Regions from separate parts of the Mus musculus genome. Here all the other regions are linked to region 2. The links are chromatin loops, found by intact Hi-C in ENCODE. Cell type or tissue: heart. All regions are shown on one strand. Each heading gives the region's core, and the rest is flanking DNA. Links, peaks and the distances in the headings are about the cores only. Region 1 has its middle 27 kb from the start of Rgcc. Region 2 overlaps Vwa8 (von Willebrand factor A domain containing 8). Region 3 overlaps Vwa8 (von Willebrand factor A domain containing 8).

What was found. Peaks named below come from ENCODE experiments on the same cell type or tissue, not always from the same donor. Only the 100,000 strongest peaks of a DNase experiment are listed, where the experiment ranks them.
Region 1: it touches region 2 in a loop (3-fold over the local background); 2 of 42 quality-filtered maps call a loop at or near these places.
Region 3: it touches region 2 in a loop (5-fold over the local background); 7 of 42 quality-filtered maps call a loop at or near these places.

What each region holds. Positions count from the first base shown.
Region 1 is chr14:79,271,224-79,278,292 of GRCm38, forward strand. No RefSeq gene overlaps it. Among named protein-coding and RNA genes, the nearest start is that of Rgcc, 27 kb to the right of the region's middle. In heart, for the core only: no CTCF peak of the experiment used is centred there; DNase peaks (open chromatin) are centred at 1,278, 1,948 and 2,988; H3K27ac peaks cover 359 bases.
Region 2 is chr14:79,120,402-79,127,470 of GRCm38, forward strand. The region is part of intron 37 of Vwa8 (von Willebrand factor A domain containing 8); the gene reads left to right. The region is part of intron 1 of Gm30970 (a long non-coding RNA gene); the gene reads right to left. Among named protein-coding and RNA genes, the nearest start is that of Gm30970, 11 kb to the right of the region's middle. In heart, for the core only: a CTCF peak has its summit at 4,330 (motif pointing right); a DNase peak (open chromatin) is centred at 4,590.
Region 3 is chr14:79,177,196-79,184,264 of GRCm38, forward strand. Vwa8 (von Willebrand factor A domain containing 8) reads left to right here. Exons shown (of 45, transcript NM_027906.1): 41 at 3,546-3,671; 42 at 5,778-5,936. Gm4632 (predicted gene 4632) reads right to left here. Exons shown (of 3, transcript NR_152203.1): 2 at 2,927-3,016; 3 at 1,698-2,031. Among named protein-coding and RNA genes, the nearest start is that of Gm4632, 18 kb to the right of the region's middle. In heart, for the core only: no CTCF peak of the experiment used is centred there; DNase peaks (open chromatin) are centred at 3,096 and 3,336; H3K27me3 peaks cover 446 bases.

The DNA.
Region 1 (7,069 bases), core at 655-5,654, 150 kb after region 2:
AAAGAAAGAAAGAAAAAAGCCACAAAAGGCTACATAATGCATGATCCCATCTAGACACAATAGACAGAATAGGAGAATCCATAGAAGCAGCAGCCGGGGGACTGCCAGGGGATGGGGAAGAGGTGAGAACTGGTGGGTATCAGTTTCCTTTCAGGGGTGATGAAAATACTCTGAAATCAGTAGTGATGGGGGCCAAGCCCCATGGCTGCACTAGAGAACAGACCCGTACACGGGGAAGACGCTGTGGTAAATGAGCTTCACTCAATGACACAATTATGTAAAAGTCTGTCTTGAGACAAGTCAAGAAGCATGGAAAGGCTTTGGGCAAGCAACAGTGACCCAATGAGGCATCAACACAGAGCTGGTGTCTTCAGTTTAACAGTGAGGACAACAGAGAAAAAAATCCCATGAGCCCACTGAGCCCTAACCAGAAGTTGATTGATTGAAGCTGGAGGTCTGTGGTGGTTAGAAAGAAAATGGCCTCTGTAGGCACTAGAGGCCAGTGACACTATTAGCAAGTGTGGCCTCCAGCACTATGTCTGCCTGCACAGCACTGTATTTCCTGCCACGATTATAATGAACCAAACCTCCAAACTGTAAGCCAGCCCCAATAAACGGTTCCCTTTATAAGAGTTGCAGTGGTCATGGTGTCTCTTCCCAACAATAGAAACCCTAACTAAGACAAGGCAGCTGCATAGAAAGAAGGTACCAGCTGCGGGGGCAGAGCCCCACCCAGTGAGGAGCAGCTCCAGGTCTTTGCCATGCACGAGACGGGTAACACTGTAGACTCAGAGATTCACCTCCAAGGAATTTGTCCTTTCATCACTAAAACGTGAAGCAAATTCTTGTCACAGCACACCAGTGACTCCCCTGCCAATCTGAGTTGTGCTTTTTGGTTGTTTTTCTTTTACAATATTAATAACTATTCAGCCAAAACTACTTCCGTACACTTGGAACAAGTTCCACTGAAGCAGAGACTCGGGCCTGAAGTAACACCTGGCAGTTTGACATCCTGTCCTACAGCCAAATTTATAACTCAGTTGGGTTTCTTGAGCACTTACTATGTGCCAGGGATCTTGGTATCAGAATGAAAGAGGTGCCGGTGTCTTTAGAGAGCCCATAGGTTGCCCTGAGGCAGGTGAGGTAAGATTGTCACATGCGGTGACAGAGACAGGAAGGGTACAGTCAGCCTGGAGGTGAGGAAAGGCCTGCAGCCTGGGCTTCCTCCTCCTGGACTCTGAAGGACCTGGGGCTGGCCTTACAGTCATCAGATAGCAGTGCAACTCTTCCTGGGAAAAACATTCCCATCAGGCCTTGCAGACTGGAAGTCCAGGGAGGAGGAAGTAGAGCATAGGAGAGAGCCCAAACCAGGAAGACTTTCAGACCCTCCCTAGTCTATAAGTAGGGACATCCAGTGTGGAGTTATCTTTACCAGGTTTTGACCATGAAGAGCCCCTCCCCCCCAAAAAAGGGCTTTCTGGATTGGTAGCACTCACAATTTAAAGCCATATCTTGAGCCTTCGTGATAATTAAACTTACTCATTACACATTTTTCAATAACACAAAAACTCTCTCCTTTGTTTTTCTTCATGAATACGCTCTATGTGTTTTCGTTTCTCTCTCTTAATATGCCTTAAGTTGCTTGTGGTATTTACAACCAAATACTCAGGTTTCAACACAGGTTAAAGACTTACCCCAAATCTCCAACTAGAAAGCAGCAGGGCCAAGATTTCAATCAATTCTCAGGTTCCCAGTTCAGCTTTCTTATTACTCCAAGCTAATTTTGAAATAGGGGAGGCATTGGTTTTCCTTTGAACGAAGGGTTTGAAGGCCGCAGCTTGTGCCAAGCCAGGTCTAAGAGCACACACGGCTCCTTCCAACCTGGAATGATTTCAACTCAGGTCAGCCAGGCCACATCTCCCATGGGAGCATTGGGACCTGGTGGGGCGGCAGCCATAGCTTCCAACAGCTCAGCGTAGAGTGGAGGGGTCATGAGCAAGGCTGCCCCTGGTCTAAGCAAGTCCAGGAAGACAAAATGCAGGAGACTCCAAGGGCAGAGGAAACAGGCGTTGAGGCAGCAGGGTCTCGTGCCCAGGGCTGGGGCTGTCCCTCAGTCAGGTTGACAGGATGCTCCCGGGGGCATGCACAAATGCCCTGGGTTCGATCACCAGCCCACTATAAAACTGTGTGGTGTACACACATGAAATCCCAGCATTTGGGAGGCGGAGACAGGAGGATTAGAAATTCAAGGTTATCCTTAGCTGCACAGCAAATCCAAATTCAGCCTGGCCTACATTAAGACCCCCCCCCCCCGTCTCAAAAACAAACTAAACAAATTCATCTCCAATATACTTAGCTGTACTGGGGACCAAGCTAGGTGGCTTCTAAATTAAATGTCCCTGTTGCTTGAGGTCTCAAGAAATGAATTTTATACATTTCCCCCTTCTCTCTTTTGCTACAGAACCTCTGGACATAGCCTGAGAAGCCAAAGGGAATAAGCCTGGGGCCGTATTCATCAAATCTCTCCTCAGAAGTCATGAGGTTACCATGGCAACATTGACCCAGGTTACTTCAGAGACTGTCAGGTTGTGGCGAGATGATGACAGGGAAAAGCTGAACTTCATGGTCACAGGGCAAGATTTATGCGATTTAATTTGGATCAACGTCCCAAGGAAGCTGACTCCTGAGCCCTGGAATGGCAGGAAGCCTTGAGTGGGAACAAGATCTTCTGGCATGACAGAGAGAGCGTGGACCAGCCCTGCCTCTCTGCACTGTCCTGACTGAAGCTCTTTCTGTCTGCACACTGGGGGTGGGGTGGGGGTGACTACTGCCTGGCTAGCGGGGCTGCTCTGAGAACAAATGAGTCACCTGTGTCAAGTGCCTTACCCACGGGACAAGTGCACTTGAGTCCCACTCTCAAGAGGCCTCCAGAGCATGGCTTTCCAAAGGCGGTGGATTCTCCTGCAGTCACATCCGCATAAACATCCCTCGCAAGTGGCCCTCTGAAGGCGACTGCACACTTAAACGCTAGATTCGTCTATTTAAGTCCCAGAACAGGATGTCTTTGTCCTAAGAAACCCTGAAGTGACTTCTGATGCTTCCGTGCCAAGCTAGAACAGGCATATTTCATGTGACAGTCCCCTCTTCCTGTACTGCCTAGAAAGGTGACTAAGGTGGACTCTGGTTTGTGCTCCTTTTAGACTGCCTAGCAGGCTCCGCACAGCTCCAGTGAGGAACTGTCATTCAGTTTGCCAAAGTCCAACATCACAAGAGGTCCATACAGGGACTGGAACTCTGGGCAGAAAAAAACCTCACCATATCAGGTCCACCTCCCATCCTCAGACAGGGGCCTCCTAACATCCAGTTGAGCACATTATAATCTATCATTTAAAAAGGAAAAGGGGAATGGAGAGATGGCTTAGCAATTAAGAGCACTGACTGTTCTTGCAAAAGACCTGGGTTTAATTCCCAGCACCCACACAGTGGTTCTGTGATGTTGGTCCCAGAGGATGACACCCTCTTCCTATGTCACCAGATACTATGTCACCAGACATACATACAGATGAAGAAAATTTTTTTAAAATTTCAAAGAAAGAAAAAGCCAGGGTTTGGAGGCAGCAGAGTTCACCCCTCCCCCTGCCACCTCCTCTGAGTGTTAGGAGGGACCTGGAGTTTCTTTCAGTGGAGTCTCGGTCTCATTTGTAAAAGTATTCAGGTCAGGTGTGGTGGCCTCACCTTAAATCCCAGCACTGGGGACGTAGAGACAGGTGGATGTCTGTGAGTTCAAAGCCAGGCTGGTCTACATATCAAGTTCCAGCTTAACCAAGGCTATATAGTGATACCTTGTCTTTGTTGTTGTTGTTGTTGTTTGTTGTTGTTGTTGTTGTTGTTGTTGTTTTGGAGGTTGTCTCCCACCTACTCCCCACACCCCTACACCCATAAAGGGTTTCTCTTTGTGTAGCCCTGGCTGTCCTGGAACTAACTCTATAAACCGGGCTGGCTCACAAAGACCCACCTACCTCTGCCTCCTGAGTGGTGGGATTATCAGGCATACACCACCACTGCCCAGCAATACCCCGCGGAGAGCTATTTTAGTAGATTTCGAAAGAATAACAGAGCAGGAGTTAAGCTTGCCCCAGACACTTTGATAAGTTCCTTCATTCCATTAAATGGTGAAGATTTCTAGTGGTTAGCATTCCACATTAGCTTTCCTAACACTGCCAGCGGCAGCAGACCCCTGATGGTAGCAGATCAGTTACCTGATATTCTTCCACTCACTACTCATCTTCCTTTGGTCACTGCCAGCAAAGTCAGTCCCCAGTCAAAAGGGGAAACCACACACACACAACACACACACACACACACATCCCTCTAACTACCCCAGTTTATAAGTGGCTTGCAAGATCTGAGAGATTATAACAAGCAACCCCCCATCTCTCCCTCCCCCCACCCCTACTGCAGGTTTTACACCATAAGAAAGAGCTCATCTGTCTGAAGTCACTTGTCCTTTGTCTTTCCTTCTGCTTGACCTTTCAGAAGACAAACTGCAGCTTGGCAGCTGCTGACAGGGGGGGGATGGCTAAGAGGATCGAGTTTTGAGTCGTCAAGTTCAGGGCCAAGAAAGCAGGCAAGTCCAGTAGCGCAGGCTGAGAGTGAGAACGTCCTCAGGGTTAGAACGAGCAATCAGGTTTAGGATTCGGATCAGTATCCAAAGAAACAAAAGCAAAGGAAGAGATGAGAGAAGCTGTGCTTTATATGTCAGAAAGGTAGACAAGCTTAGCAAGGAAGGTTGGCAAGCCACTGCCTGCAAGGCTGTTGGGGCTCCTGGGTGTGGAAATGAGGGATCAGGAGTCAGGCAGATTCCCCGAGACAGACAGAGAGGGAGAGTGTCCATAACTCGCTAATAAAGCACATCGGCTTCCAAGATGGCGGGCTTCTTCCCTACCCTGGGTTAACATTTCTTCTAGGCTCCGCCCTACAGTTGCCTAGCAACAGCCTGGCTCACCTATAAAAAACTGTTCTGGTTTCTCTGTCTCCCTCCCTCCCCTCCCTCTCCCTCTCCTCCCTTCCTTCCTCTTCCCCCCTCACTCCCTGTCTTTTCTCTCTACTCCCATCATCTCTCTCCCCTCCTCCTCCTCCCCCACCCCCATCCTCCCACCTCCATGTTCCTTGCAGCAGCGTGTATGTGTGTGTGTGTGGGGGGGGGGGGGTTTCTTCCCCTGTTTCCCTCTCCTCTCCTGTCCTTCTCTGTCCCCTTTCTTTCTCTGCCTCAATTCCCTTCCCCACAAACCCTTCCCAAATAAACGTCATTTCATACTAGACCCTGACGGGATGATACCAGGGTGGCAGGGGTGCCTCAGCATGGGCCCGCTAAGGCACCCCTCCTACTGCATCATGTCACCGAATCACAAAAGTATCACCCTTCTGACCTGAGACAAAGGCCTGAGAGGCGTTTCCTCCCACCAATAGGGGTCTCCGGTCTGTGGAACTGCCTGACAAGTTCAAGGCCAGACCACACGGTGTGTTTACCCCAAACCTATGGGCATATTAGCCTCCAAGTCTGTGTTCTAACTGACCAACCCTAAACTGAAGGAGGAAGATCCCCTCATAAGGACCCTTGAAACTACCAAGCTTGCTGGGCAATGGTGGTTCACACCTTTAATCTCAGTACTTGCCAGGCAGATCTCAGAGTTTGAGGCCAGCCTCGTCTACAAAGCAAACTCCTGGACACAAGAGAAACCCTGTTTCAAAACAAAACAAACAAACAAACAAACAAAACAAGCAAACAAACAAAAAAGCAAAACAAAAGCAAACCATCAACCTTCGAGGAGAAACCAGGCCTCAGCTTCCAGACTCCACCCTCTTGCTTTGCCCAGGGTCTTTATCTCTGAGTGTCCTGATGATGAGTGCACCCACCTGTGCATTTCCTCATTCCTAATAAATGTCTTTACCAGCTGATTCTGTCTGCTTCCCTCTGATACATCTAAGATTTACCTACTGTCTATTTTCCTGATTCTTAATTCATTAACTGGCAGGGGAAAAAAAAAAACCTAACAGAACCATCTAGGTAACAAAGTACATTGTTTCTTTAAGGAGATAGTTATTCCCCCACCCGCTCATTCAGGTAAATCAGCCTTCCTGCGGAGCTGTCCAGACACATGACTGAAAGTCCCAGCTTGTTTCACCCTTGACAGAGACAACCCTATGTAATGCTCTGGTCTCCAGGGCAGTTTACAATGTCATGCCCACTCTGTCACTTAACTCTGGGTCTCTTGCTCCCTCCTTGACAATAAGGGAAGTGGCTGAAGCAGAGAGGTTTTAAATTGCCACTGGCCAGTTGTGCAGGACAGCTCTTTTGAAGGAAGGCTTTACTCCCAACCCTCCTGTTTTCTGTCTGTCTCTCTCCTGAATTACACAACCAAAAGTACCAGAAAGTAGGAGCCCAGACTCCAAGGACAGAAGCAAGCCAGGTATTTGACATCTTAAAAGAAAGAAAGCAGTGACTGTTGGGGCCCTCTTGATTCTCTGGAGGAAATGCTAATCTGACCTTTTAGACAAGCTCTTTATTCTCACTGAGGACAGTCTGTCTTTCAAAATGGGCCTTAGTAGATACTCGGGGATGGGTTCTGGATCTGGGGACAGACAAGACAAAAACAGCAGATCTCACAGGCGTGGAGAGCCACCAGTACAGAAGCACTGGCTCACAGCTGTCCATTAAACAAAACAAGCAAACAAAGAAACAGTGACAGTTGTCTTAGCCTGGCTTTGCTGGCCACCTCCGTCCAGCTAGCTGCCTGCCTGCCGGGTGAAGAGCTGTTCTCTGCTTTCTCTGACGAGGCTTCTTTTATTTCCTCACCTTTCTGGAAGGACCCAGATTTCATTTTCCCTTGTACCTTGGGTCCCCAGGGGCCAGCCGCGACCTGTTTCCTAACCTCTCCGCTGGCTCTATACTTAGCACAATAGGGCTTCCTCTCAAGGTGACCTCCCTTCCCAAATGTTTTTCTTCTCTGAGCTTAAGGCTCCCTGGCCTTCGGCCCTAGGCAACCTTTCTTATCTGCACCCAAGCACC
Region 2 (7,069 bases), core at 1,219-6,218:
GGTGGCCTTGGTATTGATCAGCATATGGGAACCAGCCTCTCCAGTGAACAGCCATGAGGCCCAGGTGATGACTCGGTGTGCTGGAGGAGGCTGGCTGGAGAGGGCAGGAACTGTAGGCAGTTGTAGGTTAGTGTCTGACAAAATGCCTGAACACCGAGGCAGTCTGGACACTGGAAAGGAAATGGCGTTCGAGTGTTTTGGTTTTTTATTTTTTTGGGTTTTTTTTCAGGGTTTCTCTGTATATCTCTGGCTGTCCTGGAACTCACTTTGTAGACCAGGCTGGACCTGAACTCAGAAATCCGCCTGCCCCTGCCTCCGGAGTGCTGGGATTGAAGGCGTGCGCCACCACGCCTGGCCATTCGAGTGTTTTGAATATGCTGTGTTCATGGTGGTGAGATTGCAGGGCTGATACTCCGGTAACAGTGTTCTGCTGCCGTTTGAAATTAAAGGTCAGAGCTTCAAGCTAGTGTGAGTTATGATCCTGACCAGGGACGTGCATTTAAAGCCATGGGGGTTGTTAGATGCAGGGAGAGAGGCACAGCAGAATGGTTGGGCAAGTGGGAAGCTACAGGTCTGAAAGTGCAGTGCGCTCGCTCAGTCAGCTGTCTTTCAGTGCAGCATCATAGGAACTTTGTTCTCTAGGGAGCTGTACTGGCTAGTTTTGCATCAGCTTGACACAGCTGGAGTTATCACAGAGAAAGGAGCTTCAGTTGGGGAGATGCCTCCATGAAATCCAGCTGTAAGACATTTTCTCAATTAGTGATCAAGGGGGAAAGGCCCCTTGTGGGTGGAACCATCTCTGGCCTGGTAGTCTTGGTTCTATAAGAGAGCAGGCTGATCAGGCCAGGAGAGGCAAGCCAGTAAAGAACATCCCTCCATGGCCTCTGCCTCAGCTTCTGCTCCCTGACCTGTTTGAGTACCAGTCCTGACTTCCTTTGGTGATGAACAGCAGCATGGAAGTGTACGCCGAACAAACCCTTTCCTTCCCAACTTGCTTCTTGGTCATGATGTTTGTGCAGGAATAGAAACCCTGACTAAGACAGGAGCCTATGTGCTAGCCGTTGCAAGACACTGTAACTGAGAAGATGTTTACAGGTTAAGTCAGTTAGTACATCTGTTGTTGGGGATACCCACTGTAAAGAAAACAAATAGTTTAACCCAGTAGCCCTCAAAATTTACTTTTATTAAAAAATATTTTATCAAGTAGACAATTCTAGAAGACCTCTTAGAATGAGCCCTTTATGCTGAACAAGCCCTTTATTGTAGTTATGGTTATGATACAGCTGTGTTGCACGCCACTTATGATTTGTAGGATAAATAAATAGGGTTGGGCCGCTGGTTAAAACAGTAATTCTCCTTATGCATTTGAAGAAAAAAAGCTATTATCTATGTGTTTGCAGGTTCATTGTGGAATCAAAAGTTGTGCAAGATGAAGGCACACATTTGTATCTTAGCAAAAACAAAAAAACCATACCAGGGTGTTGTAGCACACCTCTACTCCCAGGACTTAAGAGGTAGAAAGATGGTCTGGAATTCCAGGCCAGATTCAGCTACATAGTAAGTTTGAGGCTAGCCTGGGCTACATGAGATTATGTCTCAGAAGGAAAAAAAAAAAAGACAGAATGTAAGATGATGTTTAATAGGAACATTGATTTAGTTAACACTAACTTAAGCTATAAATGGTAATTTCCTGTCTCATAGAACCAGGAAATCCCAGAGTAAAAGTGTCCAGCTCATAGCTAGGAGTCAGCACGCATGAGAGCTGTTCTTCCTCAGGGCTAGCTCCTTTCTCACATACTCACCATCAAGTGGCACCACGGCTCTTATGAGGCTTTATCGTTGCCAGGATAAAATTTGCCAACTTTTTCTTTGCTGTTCTGAATACATTTGCATTTAGTGAGCTTCACCCAGTTTTTCTTTTTGATGCATAGTTGTATGTAGCCCAGGCTAGCCTCAAACTGGCTATCTATCCAAGAAAGACCTACTTGATCCTCTTATTTCTGTGTCCAAGTATTGGGATTACAGGCATATACCACCACATCTTGTTTCTGCTATACTGAGAATCAGACCCTTCATACATCTTACATATATATATATATATATATATATATATATATATATATACATATAAACCATACATACATACACATATGGCTTTATACATGCCAGACACTCTATCAGCTGATCACAGAATGAGCTACTTAAAGCTGAGTAATTCTCATTGCATTTTATTTTAGGAGTGAAGATTAAGCTGCTAAACTCAATACATTCTTCATTGCTGGTGTGGGTTGGGCAATGTTCCCATAAAGAACACTCTCCTATACCCCTCCTGGAAAATCTTATACTTACATAGGCCTTGTGTTAACCCAAAGGAAAAGCACTATGCTCGATTGAAAACCATCTCCTTAACCACACTGAATTCCTATTGATGAAAATGTACCACCAGAAACTGCGGTGTCCTGGCCTGGCTTGGAGGGGCCCATAGTGTGGAGGAACTGTCTCGTGGCTAACAGGATCTACTATTGCAATGGTTGTTCTTCCCCTATAGCTTCTGGATTGGTGGTGGGAGTAAGCTGGGTTTGTTGTAAAAGTATGACAGGAATTAGTTAACCATTCTGAAAATAGCTCACTTCTCGCCAATGCCCAACTCCACGACAGATGCCTGATGCTTGCATGCATGGATGATGTGTGGCAAATAGAAGTATATTTTAATATTTATTTATGTATGTGATTTTTTCCCTAAAACTCCAATAGAATGTCCTTTAAAAATAGATCTCGAATTTTCTCCTCCAAGTTTATCACTACATGTTCTGATCTTCTCTAAATGTGAGGGGAATCTGTTTGCACTGACATGCCTTGAATGAGAACGGGGCACGGGGTCACGTTATTAGGAGTCAAATTCTGTTTAGGATTTCTGCCCTTTGGGAATTTAACCGTTTTGATTTTGGTTTGCTTTGGTTTGTTTGTTTGTTTTTTTTTTTTTTTACCTTCATAAACACTGTGTTTATGAAGTCTTTTTAATTTCTCTCTGTGTTACATGTGATACCTGTGCCTATGTGTCTCTTTTTCATTAACTGCTTGAAAGTAAAATGTACATATCCTTTAGTTCTACATACCGGAGTATTTCCTCCCCAGGCACATGGCATGGCCTCCATCCAGACCTCAAGCTCAGGAATGTGAGATTGATACAGTGTAGAAGCCTTGTCCCCAGACCGTATTCAGCTCCAGTGCCCAGTGAGAACAGGAAGGAGTTGAAGAGCGGCCTCTTTGGTGTCTTTCTGTCTCATCAGTTCCTCATTTTGCTGGCTTTCATAACTGGTTCTCTGTGGTATTTTGAAGACCACAACCTGTTGTTTTGTAAAACATCCTTTGATTCGGGACCCAGAGTACGAATTTTTGGCAGGAAAGTCACTGACAACATGGCTCCGTTCAGTGTGCCCTATCCGGCACGGAGAACTGGTCCACCGATGGTGAGGTGGAGGTGTTCTCTCCGATGGGATTCACCTGGAGCGAGCGCTATTTCCCATTATGATTAGGATGGGTGTTTGTGGCGTGTGTTCCAAACCTGTCAATATTCATCCATTGTTTTGGCATTCTCTGCGTGTACGAATACAGTGATGGTTGCCAAGTGGTGATGTCTTACTCCACCACTCCTCCTGTCCACACTGGTTGGCATGCTAAGTTAGAAAGGCCCTCCCTCCCTCCTCTGTCTGTATGATGGCCCCTTGGCTGTTAGCCCCAGGTAACAGGTGTATGGCTACCCTTATTTGCCTTGCTGCTCTAGTTATCCCTGACTCTTAAGTCAGCATTTGAATACAAAGGGGGCATCTGTAAACTTACTTTCACTTAGCTGCAGGTTCGCCAGCTTCTCCATGGGGTATTCTCACACACCCCATTCCAGAGCTGTGTTCATGGAGTGCATCTTGATAAGGCAACATTCTGGAGAAGTTCCCCAAATAGGATTCTTATCCATACACAAACCAGTGAAATCCAGAGAATCACAGAATATTCTTTCATTTACAGCATTAGAAAAAAAGCCTAAGGAATTGGTGGTAATATGGCTACTACCACATATGTTGAACATTATTCTTAATTATAATAGTATTTCTTTTATGAACAGCACCACAAGAAAAACATCCATTCTCACCTTGATGTTTCTTGAAGAGACACTTGGAAATATTTTTGCCTCTAAGCATAGGCTAAAGCCTAAAATAATATAATAACCTTTAAAATGTCATTTTACCCTTATTTATCTTGTTATATTTAAGCACTAACTTCTAAATCACTCCCAATTTATACTTAACTAAAATTATTCTGCTGACCACAAGAGGGTGTCAGCGAGCTTAAAACAGAACTGCCTCAGCCTAGTCAATGTTAGAATTCCATCTCCTGAGCAGTTCCTGTCAGTTTAGTCTTGCAGAACTGTAGTTAAAAAGACAGACATGGGGAGGGGTCCAGTGATCCCTCTGTCCTTTCATCGGCATGACCGCATTGGGTGCCTCTCTTTGTCTGCTCTCACTAATATCCAGGCTCCTTGGTTACGTGATTAGGATGGGTGGCTGACCCTGGCTTGTCAGGGCACACCTAAGGACGGCAGCATTATGACAGTCACAGAGGGATAAAAAGAAAGGGTGTCTGTCACCCACAACAAATTGACTCCAGAAAGAGGGGAGAATGAGTGGTTCCAGCAGCTTCTGAAGTCATTTTACTCTGGTGACATTTTTCATAGCTGAACTACCATGTGCCTCTTGCCTCCTATTAAAACTCTACCCTCTGTCAAGGCCCCTCAAGGTAGACTTGGAGAAGTTGATAGATTTCCTTGTCTTCATCCCAGTATTGCCACATTGAATAATGCCTGTTTTCTGCTTTTACTATTAGTATGGCTTCTTTAGTTAGCTTATTGAGGACAATTGACCAAACCTGGCTTGTTGGGTACACAAGCCATGACCCTTAAGTGCAATAACGCTCGTCCTTTATAGCCGGGTCATTTTGAGCTGCTTAGCCCCTCCCTGGCCTGCTTCTTTCCCTCGGAAGCATGCTATCTTTTTTGTGGGAGGTGCATGTATGCACACATAGAGGCCAGAGGTCAAGGTGAGCAGCTCTTATTTAACCTGGAGCTCACTGATTCAGCTAGACAGCCAAGCCAGCAGCTCCAGAGACTATCCTGTGCTGGGATTACAGATGTGCACCAATCGCCCATGGGTTCTAGGGGACTGAACTTAGGCTTCATGGCAAGCACGTCACCAACCGAGCCATCATCCGAGCCCCTGAAGTGTGCAACCTCTGAATAAGCTGTCTCTGCTAATGTCACCCTCCCAAAAGAATGACAATTAAAAAACAGTCAGTTGGCTATCTGCACTAGAAGAGTTTTGACCCTCAAAGGAAAGTCTTGTATGAGAAGCATTGTATGAGGTGGCATAACCTGAAAGATGGGACACAGTGTGGGTCCTGTTGAAGCCACAGGTACAGAGAAATGTCCTCCAGCCTGTAATCCAGGAAGGAGGTCCTCGTTCCTGAACCGTTAGCACGTCTCCCTGAGGACTCATGCCACCTCTTAGGACTTAATTTCTTTTTCTATAAAATCGGGTATATTATAATCTTAGCAGGGATATACAAAGAACCCCTGTCTCAAAAAATCCAGAAACCAAAAACCAAAACGAAAAAGAAAAAGTAAGAAAGGAAGGAAGGAAGAGAGAGAGAGAAAGATCATGATAGCCACTACTTTCGGTATGTGCTTCTCTTTCCATTTTGAGGTTTAAGTAATTTGGCCACAGTTGCTGTGCTAGTGAAGAACAGAGCTGTAATTTCAGCCTGGTTCTCTCTGCTGTAGAAGCCTATGGGTCAGTCCCTTTCCTGTTGCTGTGGCAAAATGTCTGACAAGGGCTCATTTGTGCTCGAAGTTCAGCGGAATTCAGGTTAGTGGTAAGGAAGTCGCAGCAGCAAGAACATATGGCTGCCCCATTCTGTCCCCTGTAGGAGGGAGGGAGGGAAGGCTGCACTCAGCCAGCTTTCTCCTGAGACATCAGCCATGGGATGCCCACAGCTCACATTCAGGGCAGGTCTTCCCACTTCACATAACCAAATCTAGAAAGTCCCTCGCAGACACACCCAGAGGTTTGCCTCCTGGATCAGCGATTCTAGATCACTGGTTCTCAACCTGTGTGTCAGGACCCTCTTAGGGGTCACATATCAGATATCCTGCATATTATATATTTACATTACAATTCAGAACAGTAGCAAAATTACAGTTATGAAAAGGCAATGAGATAATTGTTTTCCATTGGTTGGGGGTCACTACACCATGAGGACCTGTATTAAATGGTCACAGCATTAGGACAGTTGAGAAGCACTGGTCTAGATCCTGTCAAGTTGATGGTGCTAGCTGTCTGCCTTGTTTTTATTCTCTCCACCATTTAGCTTCCCTAAGGCCTAAAGACTAAGTACGTAGAGGTGGTACTCTCAGAGAAGACTACAAAAGAGTTTGATCAAACGCACACAAATTGGTATTGGTGACACAGGTGTGACACAAGCCAGGAAGGTCTCAGGCCAACAAGGCATTGTGCATCTCAGAATCCAGACTTCTAAATGAAATCTCCTTCATTTGAAATTTAGGCAGCAACATCAGGGTTTCTAGTAGTTTTAAGGAGAATGGCAAAACTCTCCCTACTGACTTCTGTTTCCTCTTAGCAGGGTGGGCACACAGCAGGAGACAAAGCCAAGCTCTCCCCAAGCTTTGTCAAGCTGTTGAATTTGTTACCCCTCCCTACAGACTCTTAGCTTCTCCAGAAAAACCTTAAACATTTATTTGAAGAGTATGTAATCTGGGGAACTGGCAAAATATGTCCCTGGTTTTGTTGAGCTGACAAACATGTTTTGTCTTTTTTTTTGGTTTTGGTTTTGGTTTTGGTTTTTCAAAACAGGGTTTCTCTGTATAGCCCTGGCTGTCCTGGAACTCACTTTGTAGACAAGGCTGGCCTCGAACTCAGAGATCTGCCTGCCTCTGCTTTCTGAGTGCTGGGATTAAAGGCATGTGCCACCAAGCCCAGCACATGTTTTGTCTTATTTTGTT
Region 3 (7,069 bases), core at 809-5,808, 56 kb after region 2:
GCCGCTTTCTCCCTGTCCAAGGTCCATGGCACCTGCAACTAGGAATCAACTTCTTGTCCTCTGTTACAAGTTCTGGGTCAGAAATTGTTAACAACCACTTTGTGGTCTTGAGGGCTGCCTCACAGTAAAGGTTTTTAAAGTCTTTTTATAAAACTTTCTTAAATTAGGCACACCTATATGGCAGTCTTCACTATGCTAATTTTTCAAAATTATATAAGTACAGTCATTGTAGAGGTCAGAAGTAGGCATCAGATCCCCCTATACTGGAATTATGGGTTGCTGTGAGCATTTGATGAGTGTGCTGGAAACCAAATGTGAATCCTCTACAAAGCACTAGGTGCTCTAACCATTGAACCACCTCTCCAGCCCCGTACGGTCACGCATAAAGAAACAAACCACAGCGTTCTACTCACTTTATTACAGCAAGAGCGCTACAGATGTAATGGTTCATTTCTTCTGATGCTGAATAATATTCCATTGCTAGAACATACCACAGTTTACCCAGTTATATCTCGGTTGCTTCCAAGGTTTTGCAGTTATGCATAAAACACCATGTATAATTTGTGTGTGTTTGTGTGTGTAGATGCAAGTTTCTTACGTGTTGTGTAAATACCACGGCTTGCAGTTGCTGGATTATGAGAGTGAGTTTTGTTTTACAAGAAACTGCCAAACTGTCTTCACAAGTGGCTATAGCAGCTCCACCGGCAGTGAGCGTTCATTCACTCAGCCCTTCTTCGCCCACACTTGGTGTTGTCAGCGGCTTGGATCAGGGCCATTCCTAGGCATAGGATGATATCTCATAGCTGTTTTAATCTAATGGTGGAGAATGTCAGACGTGCTCTCACATGTACAGTTGAGCAGGCCCCACAGCAAAGAAGGCACACTGGTACTAAGGTGTTGGCCTTTAAAAAGACTTACTCTTTGAGACTCATGTATATGATGTATTTTGATCATACACCCCAACACACACACACACACACACACACACACACACTTCCTCTCAGCAGGTTCCCTCCAGCTTTGTGTCTTGTCTTAGAGACCCCCTGAGTTTACGGGTATGGGGGGGGGCGGCTTATGTGAAGATGGCTATAGGGTTATTGCTGGACTCTGGGCAACTTGCCAGTGGCTATAGCAACCATTAACTGCCAGTAACTCCTCAGGATAGAGGTGGGACCTCACGAGCCCTGCTCCCACCCACGATGGGGTGTTGAAAGCTCGTCTTGGGTGTGTTTTCTGCAGGTAGTGGTAGCTGCTGTTAGTCTGTGCATGCAACGGCCGTGTCATTTCATAACACCCATCACACCCTTCACCCTTCTTTCAGCTCTCCCTCCTGTGCTTTGTTTCCTGAGCCTTAAACATGGAGATGTCGATGCCCCCCAGAGAGTGCGCATTCAGTGGTGCCTCAGCATTCACTGCCACCACAATAAGAAGCTCTCTGAGCAAGGCTGAGGGCAGCACTGATCTATGACTGTAAACATAAATAGTAAGAATGTAATTTGACAATATGCCCATTTAGTGTAACAGGTTTTCCCATAGGTTTTTGCCCATTTTTAACTTTTTAGAACATGGGTTTTAAGAGAATTTTATATATTTGGAGTATCATTCCTTTATCAAAATTATAAATGAATATTATATATTAATGTAAATATGAAATAAAGAAACCTGTAATGGGGGAGAAAAAAAAAGAAACCTGTAGCTCACCAACATGGATATTTTAATTCTGGTGGGCAGTTGGCCCACGTGTATATTCTTGGCAAGAATTCCATGAGTGCACAGAAATAGTGTATCCTGGCACAAAGCTCAGATCATGGAAAGTCATGGTAAGATATGTAGCTACCAGTGACAGGAAGGAGGGCAAATATAAACCTTGAGCCTTCGTTCCCACAATCTTCTCAGGCCACCACCCCTGAAGCAGGGATGGGGACTTGGCTCCTGTCATTCTGGTGACTGGTTGGTGATACCGCAGGCTTCCTTGGAGGCCTGGCATTGCTGGGCATCACTGCCGAGGACTGACTCCCGCATGGTTAGCCACTAGGGAAATAAAGAAAAAGTGAATGAATGTGACATAGTTGCAGTAGCTAGCTGTCATCAAAATGGTACGAAAGTTGAATTCTTAAGCTGGGCTCAGGAGGAATATGGGATTTGTACTGGTATAAAATTGTATGTCATGTTAGGTAACAGATGCACCATTGTTAAACCTTTATTCACTAATTTTCATAAATCAAAGGTGATGACCCTGAGGCTTCCCCACCCACTCTGTTAGCTGCTGCATGGCCATGTTAGCCCGGCATGATTTCAGTCCCATGCCACATCAAGTTCTTTTAGTGAATTTTTAATGCCTACCACAGCTATAGAAAACTAAATTTAAACCCCTCCTGTCACCATAAAGGAAATAGAAAATATTCTAATTCCATTCTTCCCCATATTTTTATATTTCTGAGACAGAGTGTGTCCTAAAGTCTGGTTTGTATTCCCAAGGCTCCTTTAGCATAGATCGCAATGTAGCTGCGGTCATGGGCTCTCTTAAGTATGCACCTTCCTTGGGATGTTAGAGTTCGTCTTAGTCAGTTAGGGTTTCTGTTACTACGATGAGACACCGTAGCAACATGCGGAGGAAAGTGTTTGTTTAGCTTATCCCTCTACATCATTATTAAGACAGGAGCTCAAACAGGGCAGCAACTACTGCCGAGGCAGTGGCGGGGTGCTGCCTGCTGGCTTGCTCAGCCTGCCTTCTTATCAGCCCAGGGATGGTACCACCCACAATGAGCTGGGCCCTCCCGCATCAGTCACCAAGAAGATGCCCTGCAGACTGTCCACAGCCTCATCTTACAGAGGCCTTTGTTTAGGTCTCTTCCTCTCAGGTGGCTTTAGCTTGTGTCAGGCTGACATAAAACTATCCAGCACAGAGGTTTTTTTTATCCTTTACCTGTCTGCTTGGGCTGTCTGGCACAGTTGTGTTACTGTGGCAAAGCATGCTGTGGAAGTACCTTCCAAAAAGTTCAGATGCTTTCCAGACCTAGAAAAGCGGAGAGCCATGTGTCACACAGGCGGCTCCCATCCTCCCCAGCTGTTCCAGTTTGCACACACAGTCTCGGGAACCTGACTAAATTCCCATGCAGAAGGGAGACGGCTGAAGCTCAGCGCACAGACTCTGTCACCGTTAACAAGTTCAAGCTGATTGTTTTGTTACCTAATAAATTTTCTGGGATCCCTGTAACAGAAAATCCATAAGAAATACGTCATCATTACATTTCCAGACATTGAACTTTCCCTTGGGGTTCATCTGCATACCGTCTTCCTGTTCGTATGTCCTCTGTGCAAGTTCTTTGTATTGTTCCATGTGTTAAAACAATTACAGCTGAGAAACCACACTCCAAAGGCCTTTCTCATAAGCAGAGCAGAGGCCATGTGACCACATTCTGGCAGAGACCTCTCTGACTGATAGGATCCCGGTGTATTTCCTGTTATTCATGAAAGAAAGTGTGTCAAAGAACTGTAGCACTAAGCACGTAAAGATTCATGTGTCTTTGTCGGTGACATTGCAGGCTAAAGGCAAAGAAAGACAGTGGCTAAGACACCAAGCTACCGGAGAACTGGACGACGCCAAGATCATTGACGGGCTGGCGGGAGAAAAGTCCATCTACAAACGTCGGGGTGACCTGGAACCCCAGGTAAATAATGGGGAACCCCGAGCCTCAGATCCACATAGTTCAGCCTTCTGTACAGAGTTCATGAGTTGTGTCAAAACACCATTAACCCAAAATATGCAACTACAGAAAGCATTATGGGAAACATAACTTTTTTTTAAAAAGGCTCACGATATGGAACACGTACACAAAATAGAATAATATTAAGAACAAGCAATGCAAGAGCCAGGCATGGTGATGCACTCTTCTAATCCTGACCCTCAAGCGTCAGAGGCTGAAAGCACACTGATCTACAAAGTGAGCCCAGGACAGCCAGGGCTACGTACAGACACCCTTTCCCAAAACAGCATCAAAACCAGCAAAGGCAGGGTGAGCTTTAACCAAATTTAGAGGAGTTAACACCAGAGTTCAGACTGTGACCTAAGGTTCAACCAGGCGAAGCAAGGGAATAAATAGTAAAACCGGAAGATGCTAGTTTATATCAGAACAGAAGAGGGTAGTTCACGGTGCTATGGTCCTCAGTGGAGGGGAAGCCAGCCTTCCTACCCTAGTCCAGCCACCTCAGAGAAGAAACCAAGAACAAGCACTGCCCACCAGCCCTGCACCAGCCAGTAGCCAGAAAGCCAGAAGCCAAAAGCTACCTATGCGGCCACCTCCAGGTCCATCCACTCCCCAGATGCAGAGTGGGTGCTCTGAGGATGTGGGGATGGGAGATGCCCTGCTGCTTGTGGATCCCAGAGGAGTCTTCAGGAGAGAGAAACAGAGCAATCATACGGTCTCCTGCTCTCCTGAACTGTAACAATCTGTGTCTATCACATGCCTTCAGTTTGTAGGAAACAAGGAATTCTCTCTTAAGTTATACTAATTGTAGTAAATAAGTATTCACCAGACTGTGGCAACATGGTCAACTATTGAATCCTAGTGAACTTTGGGGTTTTCTATCGCCCTGAATAATCAAAACTGGTGAGTAGCCACCGGGAGCCGGGGCGCAACGAGCGAGGACAGGAGTGTCACTCTCTGTAATGTTTACTCAGAGTGGATCTGGTAGTAATTTGGGAGGTCTTATTTCTATGTCATTGCCATGAGTCAACAGCTGCTTTCTCTGACTCACTGTGGTCAGCAAGTTGTGGACACATCTGTGAGTTAGTCATGCACACGTGTGTGCCACGCTGCTTCTAATCAGGGACACTCAACATAGTTTAAAGGGATGTATAAGATTTGCTTCCTACTGTTATTCTCTAAACATTCATGATATCTTAAGTTATTTATTTATCCTGCATATATGCATATATGTGATGTACACACACACACACAGGGGAGGAGCCATGCATGCCACAGCAGGTATATGGAAGTCTGAGGACAGCATGCAGGACTCAGTTCTCTCCTTCTCCCATGTAGTCAGGCTCCATGGCAAGTTCCTTAGCCACCAAGCCATCTCATGAGCCATCTCACCACCCTCTACAGGATTTTCTTGAAATTATTAGTTCTGCCTATCATATTTCATGCATGCCAGCAAGTATATAATAGTAGAATAATCTGGACTTTTTCTTATTTATTATTACTGACAATCTAAAAAAAAAGTGCATTGGCGGGTCTGGGCCCCAAGCTGATCTCTAAGATTTCACATTTTAATCAGTAATTTTTGCCAGATAGCGGTTCAATGCCACTCTAACTGCCAAGAAAAGAAAAAGAAAAAAGTTCAGCAAGCAGAAGAAAACCCAAAAGCTCTAAAGAGGCGTTCGGAAAACGCTTACGCTCTTGGCCAGGCCACCTCTCACGTAACTGTGCTGTAACAGTCTGGTATTTCTTCAGCCTAGGTGAAAAATGACCTTCAAGTGACTGCGTAGGGATGCTGACGCACAGAGTAAAGGACGTGGGGCTTCTATCCTCCCAGGCTGACATTTCTAAAATGCATTATCTTTAAGTTGTCAACCTCCGGACGGTAGCTTTACCATATCCCAGAGGCAGTTCTTTTCCTTGTGCAGCCAGTCTGACATCTGCTTACTAGGGTACCGCCATTACCTCCACCCTCTGGGACAGCCCTGTACAGACCTGCCCACCTTGGGCTGCCACCTCAGAGCCTGGGCAAGAAGCCAGCTGACCATGGTTTTCTGCCATCCCCTCCCTCAGCTGGGTAGTCCACAACAGAAGCCCAAGCGCCTGCGCCTGGTGGTGGACGTCTCCGGCAGCATGTACCGCTTCAACGGGGTGGATCGCCGGCTAGAGCGCTCGATGGAGGCAGTGTGCATGGTCATGGAAGCCTTCGAGAACTACGAGGAGAAATTCAAGGTAATGGTTCCAGTGGTAGAGCGTCATTGGTCACTTAGGGTCAGTACCGGTAAGGTGGATGCAGACTCCACCCAGAGCTCCAGGCACCATTCTCTCAGCAGCAGGGAACATGGCTGCTGCTTCACCTGTTCTAACTAACAGTAACATAACTGAAGGGCCCAGTAACCTCTAGTTCCCACAGAGCAAAGCACTGCAACATGTAAGTTGTGTGATGCTAAACTGCAGGGTTTCCTGGAAACTCCGAAGCCTGTTCTCATTTTCCTGGGCATCCTCACCGAGTGCCTCTGAACGCTGACATCCCATCAGCAGCCAAGGTCTGCGCACAGCATCCTGTGAACAGTGAGCCAACAATAACATACATCCGCAGCTGGCATGGCAATTCACCCGAGAGGAAGCTGCCCTCTGCTCAAACCATTTCCAGCTTGTTGTTGTGCAGTTTGCTATCAAATCCCCCATTTCAGAGGTCTGAGGATAGGGAGGCAATTCCCACTCTACAATGTCGCCAGCCAGTAGGAGCCACCTCATCTTCTTGTGATTGTCCATAGAAAACACAGGCATCACAGCAGAAAACCTGACTACCAACACATGCCAGAGAGAGCCATGGTATGTACAGATATTGTGAAGGGCACACAACCTAAGCATGCAAACTCTTTAATGGATAAAACAATCCTTGAGCAACGGAGTCTCAAATCCATTGCCATTTAAGCAGGCACCCCACCTGTACCTGAAGACTGTGCCCCATGCCATGGCTCTGTATTACGCAAAAACAAGAGACCAGTTGGCTTCCCATTTCCCTTGGGCTCCTTGTGAAGGGTGCAGTCCACTGGCTCTCCCAGGGTTCCTGTGTAGTCTCTGGGACAATGGCCTTTCAGGGCTCAGTGGGGAGCAGCGAGCAGCGTCCAGCATGACTACCGCGGGGCTGCAAGGCTCTGCACACACAGTACAGGGATAAATGCATCTAACACACGGCTGAGCACGAGAAAGCTCTGCTTCCCTTCATGACAGCAATGCTATCCCTCGTGGTCACCGAAACCCGGGGAACTATGTAAGAGTCCCTCTTGGCTCTATTGTAGTTGCCAGCATTCCCAGAACCCCAATCAAAGACTCACTCTGTCAGGGTGAGGACAGGACAC